2 separate regions of the Homo sapiens genome follow, and region 2 is linked to region 1. Evidence: chromatin loops called from intact Hi-C (ENCODE). Cell type or tissue: left lung. All regions are shown on one strand.

The links. A loop is a pair of places that touch in the nucleus more often than their neighbours do. Peaks named below come from ENCODE experiments on the same cell type or tissue, not always from the same donor. Only the 100,000 strongest peaks of a DNase experiment are listed, where the experiment ranks them.
Region 2: a loop joins it to region 1, with 9 times the contacts of the local background. A loop is called at or near these places in 2 of 110 quality-filtered maps.

What each region holds. Positions count from the first base shown.
Region 1 is chr5:19,286,584-19,289,083 of GRCh38, forward strand. No RefSeq gene overlaps it. Among named protein-coding and RNA genes, the nearest start is that of LINC02100, 540 kb to the left of the region's middle. In left lung, no CTCF peak of the experiment used is centred here; DNase peaks (open chromatin) are centred at 1,208 and 1,468.
Region 2 is chr5:19,013,813-19,016,312 of GRCh38, forward strand. No RefSeq gene overlaps it. Among named protein-coding and RNA genes, the nearest start is that of LINC02100, 270 kb to the left of the region's middle. In left lung, no CTCF peak of the experiment used is centred here; no DNase peak of the experiment used is centred here.

The DNA.
Region 1 (2,500 bases):
TTGTTCAACAGCAATTAAAATGTGTGTTAAGCCAATATGATCTCACTCATCATGAATGGCACTAAGCAATTCATGAGAGATTTACCTTGATGTTCCAATCACCTCCTACCAGGTCCCACCTCCAATGCTGGCAATCACATTTCAACATGAGATTTGGAGGGGACAAACATCCTAACCATATCAAGTATAAAGTATCATTAGTTTTAGAATGACTTGGGAGAGTTATGCACTTGTAATATTTGGACTGGTCTCCAGTTTTGGGGTCAGAAATGTTAGCTAATGTGCTGTCTAATTCAGAGACTACCTAGAGGAGTTATTCTTAGTGGGTTGAGTTCTGGAACGTTCCATCTGAGGAATAAACTACTCTCTATTATATTCACCATAGTATTATATTCCTCACTATAGGGAGTGAAATTCTCATCATATTCTGTGATGTTTTTAATTCCTCTTTCTCTTTGGCATTTCAATAAAAACTAAGAAAGCCTTTAAGAAATATCTAGCCTATTATTATGTTTCTATCTTAACCATAAAAATTTTGTTGGTTTAAAACACTATTAAAATAATAGCTTTGATCCATTTTATACTTCTACACATTCCATTCCTTGCCCCAAATTTAACCATGGGCCCAATTTTTTGCTTCTTCTCAAAAGTTGGCCATTTATTTCTTCATCTAACAACTGGCATAGAATTAAACTGCTCTTCATTTGAACTCACAATTCTTCCTTTCTCAAAATATTCAACCGTACTACTCACTGTCCCTCTTACTTGCCAGGATTAAACTCTGATGCCACATTATGTTATGGCAATAAAAGCTTCAAACTAAAATTTAACCTGTTTTTCTGTTAGCTACTTCCTTTCAGTCAGCAGAAATGAGAGAGAAAAATGACAAACAAACAGTGCTCAGACAGAAATCTCCACATTCTCATCTTCTTTCTGCATGCCAAATTATGGAAAAGATTCAGTTTACCTTTGCTGTTGGTGAGAGGTGACAGCGTGCTGGCAGTCCTCACAGCCCTCGCTCGCTCTCCGCGCCTCCTCTGCCTGGGCTCCCACTTTGGTGGCACTTGAGGAGGCCTTCAGCGCACCGCTGCACTGCGAGAGCCCCTTTCTGGGCTGGCCAAGGCCGGAGCCAGCTCCCTCAGCTTCTAGGGAGGTGTGGAGGGAGAGGCGCGAGCGGGAACCCGGCCTGCGCGCGGCGCTTGCGGGCCAGCTGGAGTTCCGGGTGGGCGTGGGCTTGGCGGGCCCGGCACTTGGAGCAGCCGGCCGGCCCTGCCGGCCCCGGGCAATGAGGGGCTTAGCACCCAGGCCAGCGGCTGCGGAGGGTGTACTGGATCCCCCAGCAGTGCCAGCCCACCAGCGCTGCGCTCGATTTCTCACCGGGCCTTGGCTGCCTTCCCGCAGGGCAGGGCTTGGGACCTGCAGCCCGCCATGCCTGAGCCTCCCACGCCCTCCACGGGCTCCCGTGCCCTCCGAGCCTCCCCGATGAGCGCCGCCCTCTGCTCCACGGCGCCCAGTCCCGTCGACCACCCAAGGGCTGAGGAGTGCGGGCGCAGGGCGCCGGACTGGCAGGCAGCTCTATCTGCAGCCCTGGTGCGCGATCCACTGGGTGAAGCCACCTGGGCTCCTGAGTCTGGTGGGGACGTGGAGAACATTTATGTCTAGCTCAGGGATTGTAAACGCACCAATCGGCACTCTGTATCTAGCTCAAGGTTTGTAAACACACCAATCAGCACCCTGTGTCTAGCTCAGAGTTTGTGAATGCACCAATCCACACTCTGTATCTAGCTACTCTGGTGGGGCCTTGGAGAACCTTTGTGTCCATACTCTATCTAGCTAATCTGGTGGTGAGGTGGAGAACCTTTGTGTCTAGCTAAGGGATCATAAACGCACCAATGGGCGCCCTGTCAATGAGACCACTCGGCTCTACCAGTCAGCAGGACGTGGGTGGGGCCAGATAAGAATAAAAGCAGGCTGCCAGAGCCGGCAGTGGCAACCAGCCCGGGTCCCTTTCCACACTGTGGAATCTTTGTTCTTTCACTCTTTGCAGTATATCTTGCTACTGCTCACTCTTTGGGTCCACACTGCTTTTATGAGCTGTAACACTCACCGCGAAGGTCTGCAGCTTCACTCCTGAGCTAGCGAGACCACGAACCCACCGGGAGGAACGAACAACTCCAGACGCGCTGCGTTAAGAGCTGTAACACTCACCGCGAAGGTCTGCAGCTTCACTCCTGAGCCAGCGAGACCACGAACCCACCAGAAGGAAGAAACTCGTAAACCCATCCGAACATCAGAAGGAACAAACTCCAGATGCGCTACCTTGAGAGCTGTAACACTTACCGCCAGGGTCCGCGGCTTCATTCTTGAAGTCAGTGAGACCAAGAACCCACCAATTCCGGACACACTGGGAGTGTAGTCTCTATGTCTCAAGAATTTAGCAAGATATTGATAAAATTTGGAGGAGGAAGACATCACAGGGATAGCGGAAAGGTTTTCAGGA
Region 2 (2,500 bases), 270 kb before region 1:
AAAATTGGCTGGGAGCAGTGTCACATGCCTGTAATTCCAGCACTTTGGGAGGCCGAGGCCAGGGGTTCAGTTGTCCTGGCAGGGGTTTGAGGTTAGAGTGAGCTATGATTGTACCACTGCACTCCAGCCTGGGAGACAGAGTGAGACCTAGTCTCTCTCTCTCTCTGTCACACACATACACACAAACACACAAAGATAAAAAAGATTTTCTCCTGCCTAAGGTGTTCCAATAGCCTTCTTATTGTTGAATCAGGAATACTCAGTTTATTTTTCTAGAATTTTCAAATAAAATAAGTTGCTCAACTTTTCAAGGAAAGAATATGAAAAAGCAGATAAAAGCCTGTTGTGTCCACTGCTTGAGTGGACTTCATAGCAAGGAAATGTGCAAAGGGGCAACGCTTTCTTAAAGTTTCATCTTTTTTATGATGACTTCAGAGATCTCCCATTCAGAATTTTTCCCTGTTGAAACTCAGTTTATCAAAGGTTAAAAGGCATTGATTGAGTACAAAATTTAGGTTTCTGGTACTTCAGTGATGTTCTTGGTAGTTATATTAGCAGCTCAAACAGTTGGCTTTATCACCACTGACTACAAATAAGAAAGGCCAGTATATAATTAGGCTCTTTTAATATTAGAGGAAGCATACTCCACAACTGAGAACTCTATTAAAGTGTCTATATAAAATTATTCAACATTTGGCAAACTTACATGAGATGGTCTGTAACCAGAAGGTCTGAACACAGTTTAAGCAGCCAGAAAACACTTCTTAAATTTGGGCTGCTTTCTCCTTCAGATGCTATAAAGTAACAGGTGTCTATAGCAAGTGTGAAAATTTGCCAATAATACTTTGTTCATAATTTCTGGTCTCTGGCTTTTGGATTAAGAAGTTCTGTAGATACTAAATGGAACACATACTCATGTAGAAACCATTTTTACACCATTAGTGATCAGTGGTACAGACAGACCATGTCACCAAAGGATACATTTGCCTCTTCGAGTTGAAATACATAAGCTGCAATGAGCCTTATCTGAATCAATGTTTTCCAAGTTATGCCAAGACCCAGAAATTTACATTGTGAGATAGAAATAACCTGTCTAATCAAGTGCAATGCCCTGTCTTAACTAACTTCACAAAAAGTTGTGACAACTTACTCTCTAGCTTTACCTCCCGTCTAATTAAACCATGAGCTTGCTTTTGTTCCTACTTAGGTGATTTGTCACTTGGCAATGAAACGGTCCATCCAAAACACAGCCAATCTACAGTGACAAAATACCTAGACAACTTATGCTACTAAAAATGGATGTCATGGGCTGAAGAACTTTGGGTATTGTTTCCATCCTTACAGAAATTTGCCTGAAATTGACTAATATTCATCTTTACTCAGGTTTATGGACTTAGACCAATATCCTGGTTTTATGTTATTTATTGTGCCACCAATACTAGAATATTAAATGTACTCAAACTCCTTTGGAAACAAATTACAGTAACTGTCACAAATTCAATCTATTACTCATATTCCCTGCCCAATGTAAAGGGCCGAAGTTGGAAGAAAGTTTCCATAATTAAATAGGTGATCAGGCATGTTTTGGCATAATTTCTCCTGTAGCCTGCTGGATCCACGCTTTAACTCACCTGGGAAATGAAGACATCAGGAAAGAGTGGGACTCAAGATTTATTTTTAAAAATCTCTTATTGGAGTACAGGTATCTTAACAGCCATAGGCACTGCATTGACATTCTGTGCTCTGCCTTAAGCCTCTTGTATCACATGATTTTTATGTGTTAGCATTCATTTGCTGGAGATTATGCATAATCATAGTGTGATTATAGCACACTGCTCTGGAAATTTGTAGGACACTTTTTCACAACCGGTTACTGGCTACTGCCTATGGCATTTGCAATATTTCAAACTGCTATACTGTTGGGTTTGTCTCCACGTTTTCATTCATATTTTCTTGCCACTTAAAAAACTTTGACACACAAAAGATAGTGCATAATTAATTTATACAATTTGGTGAGCTTGGAGATAAGTATACACCCATGAAACTATTATCACAGTTTATGCCATAAATCTATTCAACACCTACACAAGTTCTGTCCTACTCTCTTATTATCACTATTGTGTGTGTGTGTGTGTGTGTGTGTAAGAACACTTAACACGAGATCTTTGGTCAGCCCTCTCTTGATCTTCTTTTTAGATGCTTCTTCCTACCTACTTAAAATTTGTATCAATAGGCAACTCCATATTTTATGTCACTTTACTTCGGAAAAACAGATGAAAGTGCTGTTGGCTGATATTTCTCATATTTATACCTTTCTCAGTAGAACCTTACTAGAGTGTTTTTTCTGAATATAGAAACAATTCTTTCACTGAGGAGAATTATTTTAATTTCTCACGACACCTTGAAATTTGTATTCCAGGGTATAAATGCAATACTATTGACATGGAGATTTATAATGATTAATTGTTCATTTACAAGAAAGCTGGAAAAACCCCCTTTT